Regions from separate parts of the Homo sapiens genome. Here region 2 is linked to region 1. The links are chromatin loops, found by intact Hi-C in ENCODE. Cell type or tissue: endothelial cell of umbilical vein. All regions are shown on one strand. Region 1 overlaps OSBPL6 (oxysterol binding protein like 6). Region 2 overlaps OSBPL6 (oxysterol binding protein like 6).

What was found. Hi-C counts contacts between places; a loop is a spot of excess contacts. Peaks named below come from ENCODE experiments on the same cell type or tissue, not always from the same donor. Only the 100,000 strongest peaks of a DNase experiment are listed, where the experiment ranks them.
Region 2: a loop joins it to region 1, with 5 times the contacts of the local background. A loop is called at or near these places in 2 of 110 quality-filtered maps.

Annotation. Positions count from the first base shown.
Region 1 is chr2:178,382,503-178,390,502 of GRCh38, reverse strand. It overlaps OSBPL6 (oxysterol binding protein like 6), which reads right to left. Exons shown (of 25, transcript NM_032523.4): 16 at 7,996-8,000; 17 at 7,226-7,479; 18 at 6,327-6,464; 19 at 4,982-5,045; 20 at 3,364-3,442; 21 at 1,350-1,494. Among named protein-coding and RNA genes, the nearest start is that of CHROMR, 27 kb to the left of the region's middle. In endothelial cell of umbilical vein, no CTCF peak of the experiment used is centred here; a DNase peak (open chromatin) is centred at 3,322.
Region 2 is chr2:178,318,337-178,326,336 of GRCh38, reverse strand. It overlaps OSBPL6 (oxysterol binding protein like 6), which reads right to left. Exons shown (of 25, transcript NM_032523.4): 4 at 2,068-2,160. Among named protein-coding and RNA genes, the nearest start is that of CHROMR, 91 kb to the left of the region's middle. In endothelial cell of umbilical vein, no CTCF peak of the experiment used is centred here; a DNase peak (open chromatin) is centred at 4,056.

The DNA.
Region 1 (8,000 bases):
CCCTTTTCCTTGGATTCATGCACCCAAGGGCAGACCACCCACCAGCGTGTGCACCTTTAGGTCTGAAGAGTGGCCAAGGGTGGTTGTTTGTGGGGGTGTGAACAGAGCTTAGATGTGTGGGCTGGCCTGCCTGTATATGTGTGTATGAGGCCCCTTGCAGTCAAAACAGAGCCAGAGGTGGGAAGAAAGTAGGGAAGGCCGTGGGCCAGGACTGGCTGTCCTACATTGCCAGGGTTACAGCACAGAGTTCTGAAGGGTCCAACCTGGCCTCACAGGCTTTGTTATAAAAAGTGTATTTGTCAAGGCAAAGAAATAGAGCATATTCTATTTTATAGCTTACAGACTTGATTTACATATTTTAGTTAATTATACAGGCTCTGCAAGTGTTAGAGACAGGACTGCACTGCAGCTTCTCATAGCCTACAAAGCCAAATGTACATATTTACATCATCACCCAGCCAGAGCACATAGTGATCTTGGCTCTTCAGTTCTAGGTACCTTACGAGTCTCTAAGAAAAAAGGTAGTGAAAACATTTTGGGCTAAAATAAAGACACTCAATTAAAATAAATACAACCTTCCAATATGGCTTAAAAGGATTTAACTGAGAAAAGAAAATATTAGAGTCTTAAGACTCCAATATGTTACCTGTTTACCATATTAGAATGGGATCATGAATTGAACAGGTATGGTAGCTGGGTGGGGTTTCTATACTATGTTGAATTCTGTAGCACATCCAAACAAACACGGCAGTGATACTGAATGTTCCACTTCAGACCAGAGAAACTGAGGGAAAATGGTGCTTTTTGGGCGTTTCTATCCCAACATATTTTCTTGTTAATGAGGCTAATTTTTCCTGTTGAACTTATTTGAATTATAACAGTGGCAGGGTTGGATAAGCATGTACTGACTGGTGGTGATCATCTACATGACTACATCAAGTGTCTTCAGAAAATGACAACATTATAATGAGTTCCCGAAATTCAGATCACTTGAACACATATCAAGCAGGAAGAGAAACAGAAATATAAACCAGAAGATTTATAGTCAAGAAGTGTTTTCTGGAATTTTACTTAGTGAACAACTGACTGGCTACTTCAAAAGAAAATTCTTTAAAAAGACATGTGTTTTTTTTCTGTTTTAGATGATGCCTTTTTTGACCTCCATATGTTCAGAAACTTGCATGCCTTGAGAAACTCTATCAGTTTGTTCTGCTTTCTTATCTAAAATGTCCGTAAGGACCAATGATACAGGACAGATTCACTTGCTGCTATTTAAGGTGATTATTCTATTTCTTCTTTAAGAAGCATTTTATACTCATTTTCCTTTACTGTTGTATGATAGTATTTACCTTGACAAATGTGAGTTTGCAAATGCAAACACTGCTTTTGGTATTTCTGATGGTTACTTCTCCATAATGTTCTATCCATCTTCTCCCACTGAGGATGTTGTGTATGCAAGTGGTGACTTTATTCCACACATAGTAATCTCCATACCTAGTGAAGAATGTAACACTGATGAAAAACAACCAAGGTCACAAACACATATAACTGTTTCTGCTAATGAGAATATTCTTTGGCCAAAGCTTCCTTTTCCCTCATTCTCCTCCCATTTGTGTCTTGAAATTCTCTCTGTGGTCATTAAGTATTTACGATGTGGTTAATTCACTTAAGGAACATTTAAGTGCTTTCTATGGGCCAGGTGCTAAAGTTACAAAGTGGAATAGGGCCTGGTTCCTGCTTTTCTGGAGACAGAAGTATGGGAGGGTAGATGGATATGCAAACAAATACTTAAAATATGCATATCATCGGAACACAGAAGGAAGAGTTTTTAGTCCTTCAATCTACCTGGAACGTGGGATGAGTGTCAAGGAAGACACCTTAGAAGAGGCTGGGTTTCGTGTAAGCACAGATGGCAGATAAGAGGGCACTATGGGCTGGGGAAAAGCATCCACAGAGCCACAAAGGTCAGAAGGGCACAAGGCATCCAGGCCTGTGAATGCTGTGCTCCAGGTGAGTGCGGGTGGCAGGACGCAAGGCAGGAAAGGTGTGATGAGGCAGAGCCGGGAAGGCCTGCAGGGACGTACCAAGGAGTCTAGATTTACCCTGCAGGCAATGGGCCACCGCAGGATTCCAGGTAGGAGGGAGGCACCACAGAGTGTGCACTGAAGAAAGATCACTCTGGGAACACTGTTTTGTACTCCAGGTTTAAGACCTCAGATGTGAATAATTCTTCGGGAAAAGACTGAAGAGCATACTAAGATGGCACAAATCTATTACAAATTCTGGGGAACAAGGTTACAGAATTTCTGCTAAGAAATGAAATGATATAGCTTCAAATCACATTTAAGTTTGTACGTTACATATATTTTCAAATGAAATGTTACATCAACATAAAAAAGATGCTTCTAAGTTTCTGCAAAGTTTATGAATTGGTATGATGTAGGCACCATATATACCTAGGAAAACTCTCTTCCTTATACATTTTTTTTTTTCTTTTTTGAGATGGAGTCTTGCTCTGTCACCCAGGCTGGAGTGCAGTGGCACAATCTCGGCTCACTGCAATCTCCGCCTCCCAGGTTCAAACAATTCTCCTGCCTCAGCCTCCCGAGTAGCTGGGATTATAGGCGCCCGCCACCACACCCAGCTAATTTTTTGTATTTTTAGTAGAGATGGGGTTTCACCTTGTTAGCCAGGATGGTCTCAATCTCCTGACCTTGTGATCCGCCCGCCTCAGCCTCCCAAAGTGCTGGAATTACAGGCGTGAGCCACCGTGCCTGGCCTACATGTTCAAATATTCAAAGTTTATTTTGTGGTCCTAGGAATACCTCCCTCTCTTCACCTTCTTCCATATCCAGTTCATCTGGAAATTCTGTCATTCAAATAGGTAAAACCGAAGAAACAATCAAGTCCTTGGCCTCAGTAAAAATTCCAATTAATTTCAAAATATTTAGAGGCAGTATCCTCTAGAACACAACCATAAAAGGATTTCATCACTCTTCTTTGATAAAATACTCCCTGGATCTAAGATGAACTCAAAAGTGAAACTGAATTGTATAGCAAAGAAATGGCTAAACAGGAGAACCTTTTATATACAATCAAACTAGCATGATGACTGGGCCATGGGAGGTACCTGGTGGTGTTGACTGAAGAATGGAGGATGTGAAGAAATAAACAGGAAGCTTTGCTACATATGCTTAAGTTCTCATTTGTTTTTGTGGGAGTCTATTCTCAAAACTTTGGCAAAGGTAACAGAAGTTTGGGTATAAAGAGAAAGAAACCCTTACCATCTTCTAGAGTTTAAAATACCCATTTATGATTTAGAAAAGCAGACAAGAGGCCAAAAGGGAGGTGTGAGTCACCTACTTTGGAAGCATGACATTCAGTGTTCCAACAGGCAGGATTTCCATCGACTTCCCCCAGAACTTGTTTTTCCATCTGATATCTAAATGACATAGGGAGAGGACAAGAAATACATACCCCATATCTAATCACCTCTTCTATAAAAACTAACTTTTGTATTACACTTTATGAAACACTTTGGAATGACAACTGATTCTATATTGCTGATTTAGTATGACAAGTGCCTGCAAATGGCCCAAGGTGAAAATATTAACTGTGAACCAAAAAATAAACAAACAAACAAACAAACAAAACTAAAAAAAACCCCCACTATCTATGTTTCTCTATAACATATGCTCTTTATTTGTTTTCAACTAACAGAGCTGGGAGAAGCCTGGAACAGTGTGTGTGCGGTGTGTGTGTGTGTGTGTGTGTGTGTCTGTGTGTGTGTATTCACATTTTACATACAAACATAGACTCTACTGTGCTTTAATGTCCAGACAGCAATAAAGGTTGTTATAAGTTTTAACTAAGTGGTAAAAATAGTTAACAAATATATCAAGCATAAGATGTACACTAAAAATAATTGGAGTATAGCAATACAATTAATTTATATATACATTTCCCCCCATATCAAAGACATATAATTTGGGATTACAGTTAAAAAAAATCTCCAAATACAGATAAAATAAAATTTATAAAATAAGATTTATGAAAGAGTGGGATTAACTTAATGAATGTTTTTATACTGGTTGTTAAGATATAGACCAGGGCCCAGCACTTTACCTCACACGATGGCTTTATGTTTTACGTATGGAAACTTAGATTTATTTGTGCATTTGTGATAACCACCTGGTTCCATTTTGATGAACTATGGGAACTTCGTGCCATCTCCACAAGATGCCTGATTCTTGGTGATGACCAAGAAATGATCTGTCATCTTTTTGTAATAAAGTACAGCTACAGTGTTCTATCATTTTTATGTATTTTCAGGTTAAGAAAATGCTCATGAGAAGTCATTCTGTGAGTAATGAAGCACCCTTCCAAACACGAAGGAACTATTTACACTTAATGTTCACATTTACATAAATATTCTTTTCTTTGTAAAGGAGTTTAGAAACTTTTTTGTATTAGGCAAGCTTGTAACATTCTGACTTAACTCAGTAGAGACTTCAATCCAAACTCTGGAGCCCCAGTGAGTTAAAGGCCAGGAATTACTGTAATGTTTGCATATCTATTTAGATTATGACCATTGATGATGTGTCATAGAGCCTTCCTTCAGAATTAAAATGTCTTTGCACACCCCGAAGAACCAAGAAGGCAGCAGATGGAACCTCCATGTTACAGATGCAGACAATAAGGAACATGAGATAAGGTGGTGGCTCTCCACCGGCACAGTCCGCATGGAGCTCTGCTATTCCATACAGCATTGTTTCCAAGATAAGCAATCTCATCTCCTAGCTGAAACTGTTTCATGTTGAAACCAGGAATTTTGATTTCTCAAAATGAGCTCTGCACCAATTACTAACATTTGCTGAGTTCCAAAGGTAGAAATCTAAACTGAATACAGTGTCCCTTTGGAAGCCAGATATTTTTTCATAGGCTCATACATTTGATTTTAAATTATAATTGAAATACAAACCTTGCCAAAACACAAAATTCTTTGATTCACAGTGACAGGCAGAAATGGGTGGATGATGGCTAACCTGGTAATTAAAAACAAAAAAAAGGCAGTATCAGTGTTAAGACTTCCACATGGTCATCCATTTCTCTTACTGAATTATTCTCAAAATGTATAAGTAAATCTGTAAGACTTCATGCTTTAAAAACACTGAGAACTTATACAATTTAGAGGGGAAATAATGCCCATAAGTGAAGTGAATTCGTCCTTCCTTCCTTCCTTTCTTTCTTCCTTCCTTCCTTTCTTTAATTATACTTTAAGTTCTGGGATACATGTGCAGAATGTGCAGGTTTGTTACACAGGTATACACGTGCCATGGTGGTTTGCTGCACCAATCAACCCATCACCTACATTAGGTATTTCTCCTAATGCTATCCCTCCTCTTGCTCGCCACCCCCCAACAGGCCCCAGTGTGTGATGTTCTCCTCCCTGTGTGCATGTGTTCTCATTGTTCAACTCCCACTTATGAGTGAGAACATGCGGTGTTTGGTTTTCTGTTCTTGTGTTAGTTTTCTTAACTGTGTGAAAAGAAAATAAATCTCAGGACCACCTGCCTCCCATTTTATTCCTAAAAAAGATAGCTACAAAGATTTTTTTTTTTTTTTAAAAAGGCTACCTCTCTCCCTCACAATTTGCCCACAAGGAAATTCTTTGTGGGCCTCAAGATCTTTACCCTAAAACAGTTCTGTTGAATTTCAACCTGGCAATGTACATTGATAGCTTATCTTCACAGGTATGGGACAAAGGATTGACAGAACTCAAAGTCATCCTTCTGCTCACCTGAGAGAGATGCATATCTGATTACTTCCTCTGCCCTACTGTCTATGTAAAAATGCAGATTCACAGAGTGAGACTGAGGCATAAGTGACTCTCTCTCTACCACCCTCTCACATGTAAATTGTGTATTCAGTGAAAGGCTGATCAGAGACCCAAAAGAATGCAACCTTTCTTATCTACCTATGACCTGGAAGTCTCCATTTCCAAGTTGTCCCACCTTTCTGGACAGAATCAATGTACATCTTACATATATTGATTGATGGTGCATATCTCCCTAAAATGTATAAACCCAACCTGTGTCCAGAACACCTTGGACACATTTTGTCAGGACCTCCTGAGGCTGTGTCATGGGTGTGTCCTTAACCTTGGCAAAATAAACTTTCTAAACTGATTAAGACCTGTCTCAGATACTTCGAATTCACAACTGGTATCATAACCCATCCCAACAGATTGTTATCGAAATGGTGCTTTCATCACCGAACTGTCCTCTTACCTATATAGAAACCTCACTGAGTCCAGTGGCGCTTACCTGTTCTGAGAAAAAGCGGAATCCCTTGTCTTCTCTAATGCATTCATAAGTCTCCCCAAGGACTGGGTTGAATGGCTTACTTCCTGCTCTGAAATAGGTGGAGCAGTATCCTGAAACTGCAAATGCGGCAACGAGAACCTGTTAAAACATTGAAGAAAAGGGAATAATATAGGAGAGACGACTGCTGGGTCTGTTTGTTCCTCATCCCTCTAGATTTTACACACCTCATGTGGATGGGTGTTGATTTGATGACAGTTGCATTTTCTATTGTCTGTACAGAATTTTTATCAACTCATGGGGAAAAAAATAGGTAAGATTAGGTAAAACCACTCGCACAGAAACCAGCAGGCCACTGAGGTGAAGCATTTTTCACCCTTCCATCCAACGTCATGAGTATCACAGAGTTCAAAGGTTCTGAAACCCAGCTTATTGGTTCTGCCACAGGCATGATCTTAGCCTCATGTGCATGAGGATTGTGGTTGCGGGTGCTTTTCAGAGGGCATGGCATGTTTCCCACAGCCATATGGGATAAAGGGTGAAGTATAAACAGAAGTTATTTTCTCAGACCTAAGTTCCTGAACAGATGGGCTATCCTGACATTCAGGAAAAACTGATAAAGTGAGGCAAGGTGTGCCTTCAACCTCTAAGGAGTATGAGACCTTTACACCTTAACTTTAGAAACACTCTAGACCAAGGATAAGGCACAAAAAGTGTGTCTTCCTGTGTTGGTATCTGGGAGGTTTTGGCCTTGCCGGATTTATGCAAACAGATCAATTCCTCTTTTACTATGCAGTAAGAATATTATGCAAATGCCAAATATATCATAATGAATTCTGGCTTAGCCCAGGTCTAGGGTTGGCAAATCCCTGAGGGGCGCTGCTCTGTTAGTTATTTATTACCATGCGCTCATATGGATCATCAGTTTCCGAAGCCTTGTCCAGGAGCTCGCTGTATTCCATTTCCTCACAGAGGTGCTGCAGGGTGTTGAGCGGCTCGTTTAGCTCCACAGGCATAGAGACTTTAGACAGGTCTTTACCAATGTTGTTCCTCAAGATATTCCACAGGTTAATGTTACTGGTGTCAGGACAAGGAGCTGGCAGGCATGCTCGACGCCCATTTCGGAAGGCCCCTCCTGTAAGCTCCCCATTCAGGACTGGAAGAAGGAGAGTCACAGTGAAGGACACTTTGCTGTTCTGATTTCACAAAATCAAGAAGGGAAATAACTTTCAAATAAATCTGATTTTGAGACCTTTCATGAGTCTTCATTATATCTTTTCAAAAGTAAATGGAATTCTTTCAATGCAAGGTTGCTAATAAATGCAGAAAACAACAGTGTATAGTTTTATAAATAAGGCATTAGATACACTCAAATATCATTCAAGACAAGACAGGCTAAGTTTTAAAAAATTAAATACATTTAATAAGAAGGACTCAAGCTGTTGGTTTGAGAAAGAGGAAAAACGTTTTCTCTTAACTATTTACCTAACAGATTTTTTCAACCATTTACCTCAAGAGATCATACAAAATAGAATGTATTGAACAATCAGCTGCCAAAAGAACAATTAGCAGGGGTGGGGGTGGCGTGGGAGGGGGAATGCCTGTTCATTAAGTCTTCGTGTTGCAATTTGGCATGTAGATAGAACAACCTGGAAGCTCAAATGATGCATACTTTGC
Region 2 (8,000 bases), 64 kb after region 1:
TAAGAACAGACAGTAATGTCATAATCGCCCAAGTTTTTTCATTTGGAAAAAACAGAGACATTTCCTTTCTGAAGGGTAAACTGTATGTGCACACGTTTGCAGATGTATGTGGGTGAGTGTGCATGTGTGTGGGTACATAAAAATGCTTTAGCAGGTGAATGCATCAAGCTTAGGATTGGAACAAATCCTGATCAGGACAATGTGTACTTCAAAAAAAAAAAAAAAATTCTTCCACCACTAATCAGTGCCCAGGAAGCCCATCTCTCAAAGGGGCTGAGAGATGGTGAGATGTGATGGTACCTGGGTTAGATATGGCCCTCTGATTTCATGAGGCCCCAAGAGATGTGGTGTCTACTGACACAGAAACACAACCAGGGTTTATTAGTCCTACAGCAAGATCTAAGTGGGCAACAACATGGAGAAGTAATGGGAAGTAGATGCTGTTTGTACCCTACCCAGATTCCTTTATATCAAGCCAGTGGACCCAAGCCCCATCTGCTGTGAGCTGGGCTAACAGCCACCTCCTTCTAGGAAGAATTGCTGTTTGACCAAGCTGGGGCCTTCATGCCGGAAAACTATGCCATAATTATCAGTAAAGTGAGAACAATATTGATATGTACTTCAATGAGTTGGGGGCTGATTAAGTGAGATAATACATGTTCTAATCCAGTGCCTGGCGTAAAGTAGGTGCTCAATAAATTTTAGCTACCTTTTTCCATTGCCCTTTTATTTATTTGTTCTCTATTTCCTTTAGCTAACTATAAGAGAGAATTGCTATTTCAAAGAGATTACTAGTCATATTATATTTACCAGGTATACAGTCTGTACTCGCTATTCAAATGGAAGTCAGACCACTTATGTTTTATAGTTTAATAACTCCCTGCTTTCCATGGTTTAGCAGTCTATTCTTGTCTGATAGAACAAACTTTATAGCTTGTCATATCTTTACAGTTTAAAGAGGTTCAAGTGTATATATTCCATACAGTTGGGTAGTAAAGTGTTCTTTTCTAAAAGGATTATGTTTAATATAGAAAAGCAAGGTGTAATGATCAGTTTTACATATTTAGAAGTTAACCGTCTTTGGGTATAAAGTGCTATTTTTATACTGGAATTCAAAGTCTGTATGCATTCTATTTTCAGAATTTCTCAATAAAGGAGGAAGCCCATTGAAAATCTCAGGGAGGGATGGGCAGGAGTAGGATGGTATCTTTCCAACTTTTCCCTATCATTTTTACATTTTAGACATACGTGAATTTAATTTTCCCCAGTCTGAGGAAGAGCAGGCTGAAGGGGAGGGAACACTGGCTCCCATGACACAGAAAAGGTCTTCTAAATAATCTGCAGTGTTCTCTCACGAGCTCATTGCTAGGAAGGCCAGATGTGAGAAGGAGCCTAGAAGCCAGAATATACAACAGTCCCTCCGCATAGGTTCTATTTTACCTTGCAGCTTGGGAAGAGCTGACAAGCATTGGTTGTGGAGTTGGACAAGTCTAAGTTTGAATTCTTGCTCTGCTATAATCCTTGATAGCTTATTTACTTATTTATTTATGTTTTTACTATGGGCAAGTTATTAACTCTCAGTTTCCATATTTGTAAAATGTGATAAATACCTACACTGTGTGGAGCTGTTTATGAGAACTATATTAAATGGGATAATAGATTTAAATACTTCTCATAGTGTCCGGTGATGCAGTACATGGGCAATAATGGTAGCTGTTATTATTTTTATTGCTGGATGCAGTTTTTTTTCTTTTCCATTAGCTGGGCATAGAAATATTTGTTTATCTCCAACAGGGAAGGCAATAGCTTCTTTTTCCTTCTTCCCTTAAACAGAATTTTGGACCTTTGAATGTAACCCTACAAATCCCAGCAAAGTATACATTCTCTGTTCTCTCTTATAAAGGGCAGAGAAACTCTACTCCTTGGAAGCAGAAAAAGTGCAAAGAGTTGCCTACAAGTGGCATCACAAGTATTTTAGGGGAGTCAGGTGTAAACGTTATTCACAGTTCAATTGGCCCCAGAGCAGGCATCATGCCAGCAGAGAAAGCACCGCATTTCATCACTGACCTTGGAGAGGGGGACTGGCTCCGGTTCTAGCAATTGCCGACTTACAGAGGGCTCGGTGCTAGAGGAAGCAGTCCTCTCCAGTATGTGAATACTCTGAAAATAAATGAAAACATAGCCCAGGGTTAGACAACTCACTTTTCATGTGAATGTGCATGGGGATGAAATCATACACAACACAGTCAAAACAGTGAGCTATGTTAAAAATGGCAAGTTCCTGAAAAGACCAAAGATAGCAGCAACAGACAGAAAAATATGTCGGCACAGGATTTTCCCCTCCTCTTCTAGATTTGCTGCTGAACTGCTGCTGCAGTGCCGGTTTCAGTCTTGGAGAGTCAGAGGAATATCTCTCGAAAAATTTTATGATACACACAAGAAAACTTACAACTTTATGACAAAGACACACCTTCTACTTAGACTAATCAGGCTTACATAGAAATATTTGCTCATCTCTCCAACTGGGAATAGCAACAGACAAAAAGAAAGGTCTACCTTAAAAAATCCAGTGGCGGCCAGGCATGGTGGCTCATGCTTGTAATCTCAGCACTTTGGGAGGCTGGGGCAGACGGATCACTTGAGGTCAGGAGTTTGAGACCAGCCTGGCCAACTTGGTGAAACCCTGTCTCTATTAAAAATACAAAAATTAGCCCGGCATGGTGATGGAAGCCTGCAATTCCAGCTACTTGGGAAGCTGAAGCAAGAGAATCGCTTGAACCTGGGAGACGGAGGTTGCAGTGAGCCAAGATTGCACAATGCACTCTAGCCTGGGCAACAAGAAGGAAACTCCATCACAAAAATAAATAAATAAATAAAAATCCAGAGCCTTCACACCCTTCAGTCTCTAAAGTTTCTTACAAAAACGCACAGAGAAGAAAACAATTCACCAAATACCATAAACGGTAGGTGTCTTTTACAAAGAGCATTTATATATTAGCAAGATAAAATTTCAACAGAAAAATGGGTGAAGTACACGAATAGTTAACACATGTAAAACATTTGAAAAGATGTTCTAACTTAGAAGTATTCAAAAAGAGAATCAAAATAATAATTTCTTTTACCCATCAGATTCAAGAATGAAGTGGGGTTGGAAGAAAGAAAATATAAATTAGATATGATCTTTCTAAAGCGGAATTTTGCAATTATATTAAAGCCCTTGCGGGGGAAAAAAAGTACATGCCTTAACCTAAATTACATAAATCTACTCATTAAGAATACTTCACTATCTTGGCACATTATGAAAGCATAAAAGAAGGAAACAAATCTTGTTTCATGCACTCTTCAAATACATGAGAGCGAAACTTCCCTACTGTAAAGACTACAAAGATTTTTTTTAAAGGTTTTTTTTTTTTTTTTTTAAATGCATGAGGTGATTTTTCTAAAAAAGAACCATGGCTAATAAAGATCAAAGATACGAGTGTCACTGTAAAGATCAAAGATACAAGTGTCACTGTATTACAGAGATATAAAATGCTTCCCCCACCAACAAATAAATTACCTTATACTTTGAGATAATTTTCCATAGGAAAAGAAGTTTCCAACGTAATTTTTGAAATAACCATTTAGAAATTACACACTTTAGTAGCAAGTTTCTCCCTCACTATTTAATAGAATATCAACAAAAAACTTCATTCAAATAAATATAATAAAGTACAAGACCAGAAACTACCAGTGAAATACGTTATTTATTCATTCATAGTTCAATTTATCAACATGTCATTATTAGGCACCTACACTTTGCCAGGCACAGATGACAGGGCCACAGAGAACAAAACAGACAAGAGAACTACTCTTATGATGCTTATATTCTAGAAAGAGTTCTTATCATACAAAAGACCAAATCATGGTTAGGACTTCTTTGTAAGCCCACATATTAACCTTGTTTCATGTGGCTACTGCTTTTGCTTACTTTAATCTTCCAGTCAGGTATCTCTGATCTGAGCTTCTCTTTAACGACTCTCCCCGATCCCCATCCTTTCAGGTTGCTGGGCAATAAAACACAGATACATCACCAACTGTTTCCCCCACCTCCAAAAAAACGTGGTAAGAAAAACAAAACCTGGAAAGAAACTTGACCTTAGTAACTATGTAGGCAGGAAATAAAGTAACTAAGCTAGGGAAAGGAAATTAAATCCCCTAACTTCCAAGTCAAGCCATAGATATAGAAATCAATGTGGTATATTTGAAGTGTGATGGAAATAAATTTTTCCTGTATAGATACGAGGGGATACTTAAGATGTTGCCAGAATTATGTGGGTCAGAAGGGTTAGTTAGCAACCACACAAACCAGGACCCACAACTGTAAAATACCTACCACAGTACCTAGCACAAAGAAAACAATATTAGTCTCTTCTCCATTTGATGTTACAAAACAGTTTATATTATGGAAGAAAAATAAGAAGTTCAATCACTTCAAATATAGCACAATATATCTAAACCCTAAATTCTGTTGATTTGTCAAAGCCCAGAGAATCATAAAAAACATTTAGTGAGACATAGCAAGTAAATGAATATTTTTATTATCACTAATGTATGTATTTGTTACTGAAAAAGTTAAAGGACAATTTAGAAAACTACCAGCTGCTACCCATTATTGTAATTGTAACTAGCTTCAAAAAATAAGCTATTCCATGTAACCTCCAGGATGACAATGAAGAAGCCAACAGCTCTTGTAGAAACTCACGAGTCTAGAACCTATCATTGTCTATTCAATAATAAAAAATTAATCCACTACCTTGAATTTTCTCCAAACTCATGGTTTTAAAAAAAGCATAACCCTAAAGTTATGTAATTATATACCAAGCAATTTGTTATTTTAAATGAAATATCTAAGTAATTGAATGTTGTATTTTTTTACACCAGCAGCTATAAAGAAGACAGTTTAAACTGACCATACCCAGTCCTGGCCTCTAGCTAGATTGAGTGCTCCTTGAAGGTGGGGACAAGCTCATCTTCATCCTGGAATTCCATCTTCTCTACCCGTAATCCACCCCATCCTAGCACAACAATCTGCACACTGAAGCCAGTCAAAAATGTGTGGAATTTTTTAGTGCTAATTTGCAGAGAACAGTCCTTCAGCAATCAATTACCTTCCAGCTTTATCTTGGAATTATTATTATTATTTTTGAGACAGAGTCTTGCTCCATCGCCAGGCTGGAGTGCAGTGACACAATCTCAGCTCACTACAACCTCCGCCTCCCGGGTTCAAGAGATTCTCCTGCCTCAGCCTCCAGAGTAGTTGGGATTACAGGTGCGTGCCACCACGCCCGGTTGTATTTTTAGTAGAGACGGGGTTTCACAATGTTGGCCAGGATGGTCTCGATCTCTTGACTTTGTGATCCACCCGCCTCGGCCTCCCAAAGTGCTGAGATTACAGGCGTGAGCCACTGCACCCAGCCTATCTTGGAATTATAAAAATCATGCTCCAATAGGATAGAACTTTTGAAAACAGTTAAAAAGCCTAAGTTTTAAAACAGGAAAATCTAGCGGATTAATCACAGAACTCTTACTTATTCAATTTAAAGCTATGAGTAGTCATTAGGGAACACATCAAATTTAATTTCATGACATCTTCAGTTATAAAAATCAGTTCTTTTCATAAGGCTTCCTTTAAGATCATAATTTGTGGTATAATTTTTGTACTTTTCTTCACAAGATAGCTGTTTTCATATTCTTTCAGAGTGAATTGGAAACACATGCCACTACTTTCAAGGTGTTACACACATTATGTAAGCAAGTTAAATAAAGGGTTATGTAAACCAGTTAATTATTCTTCTAAAATCAAGTTTCCTCTCAAATGCTAAAATTATAAGTTAATTTCCAGGTCAGTTTTTTAAGGAACTTAGAACACACAGAGAAGGTGGAAGTACTTACCCGCCCTCTGTTTCCCCTGATCAGAGATAACTGATGCATATTTAGCTTAAAACCAGGAACCTGGAACACATATTTCACTGTAGCTCTTTAATTTGGTAAAAATATGCTCCTCAGGTTAGTGTTCATTGATCTCAATACCTCCTGAGCAGCAAGTGGAAATGTGCCAACATGACTGTAGTCTAGTTTACTTGGTATCAAAGACATAGGTAAACAGACAGACAATGAGACACTTAATAATAGCTGAATGGTTTGGTGCAACTCACGCGGAGAGAAACGTGATTCTCAAAATGAGAGTCCAGGAGATCTGTTGAATAGGGATCTTGTCATTTACTTACTTAAATTTCATTACAAAGATATAAAGACATTGCTGGAAATGTTTTAGACTGAGGCTACAAATTTCTTTACAGACTCACTTTTTCTATAAATTTAGGACAGTAGTAAAGAGAATTGGTCCACTGCTCTCTGAATGTTAACTCCATTGAAATTGTTCACCTAACTATCTTAGCTAAGCTATTTTTATATTCACAGATTACCCAAAATATTTTCAAAGAAAAATATCCAAAATAATTTAGGAATTTCTAAAGTACGTTCTTCAAGCTTTCAGCTATCTCGCATGTATCTCTTCTAGTTATAGCTGCTACTTTGAACGTAGCAACACTATTTCAGTGGTACTAGTAACTTCTGTAGGATAGTGTTGATGATAATGATGACAATGGCAGTTAATAGTTACTGGTTTTTACATTCCTATCTCTATGCTTTACATGAATTATTGCATTCCATCTTCACAAGCCTTTGAATAATGACTATTTAATGATCTGCCTGACTGACCAGATAAAGGGATATAGAGATTAAGAGAGGCACACAGTCACTAAGGGTTGGAGTTGGAAGGTGACAAGATTTTACTCGAGTCAAGCTTGTATATATGGCCTTCTGAATTAACATGAAAGCTAATGTCAAATGACAAAAATAACAGAAATTTCAAATTGATAAATGAACATATCACAAAGCATTCTTTACCACAATCTTCTGTGGATATAGAGAAGTAGAAATGAGTGAAATAAAAAAGAAAAAATTATAGCACTCTTAAATATGGTACAATCTTAGGGATAATTTCTTTGTTACCCTTACAGCACACTCAAGTTAATTTCCAATTTCTAATTTTATTTTATTTTCAAAAACACACTCAAACCAGACAATTTGTAATTTTCCAGAACTGAGAGCAAGTCAGCTAGCTTTTACTTTGGGGGTATGGTGTATGGTGCAGACAAAAGAACATAAATTTTGCAGCTCTACAGACCAGCATACCAACCCTCATCTGCTATTTACTATGACACGTAGACAAACCATTAACCTCTTTCAACCTCAGTGTCCTCTATCTGTAAAATGAGGATAATAATATCTACCTTACAAGACACTGCAAGTCACAGGGTAGGCATCCAGTGTATGCACAGTGCTGCCCAAAGGCTGGCACACAGTAGGCACCCAATAAATAGCAGCTATCATCTCAGTTATAAACATTACAGGAATAAATATCTAGGAATCTTACGCATTCCCATGCCACAGAAAGATGACTTTCAAACACTTTGCTGGTGTCTGACACCTGGGAGCCCTTTTGGAAGTGAGGAAGCCGTGCCTTCCATGACCATCACGTTACCCAGCAAACCCAGTAACCATGGTCAGCATCACCTCATGATCAGGACATCAAAATTTGGTGAGAGAGCTGTCAACGTGAGTTGAGAGAGATGGCCTAGATATTCTCTAATGGGAAGGCAACAGCAGTGATGGCGGCATAGATTGCATCCTTCTGAATGCCTGCAGCAGAAGATGCATGTGGATTTTCCTTCAAAACAGTTTTTTCTTTGCACTAGCATAAAATATTAAAATCACCAAAGCCAAAAGGCCATGGCTGAAGAAGTAGCAATTATACTACTTTCTCCATTATCTGGCCTTCACTGAAAGATGCAGAAGTGCATTAACAGTAGGTCTCTATATAAGCACCCTTAAAATGAATGAAAGTAGAAAATTTTAGAAACAGTGGCTGAAAAAAGTCTACACAGCACACCTGG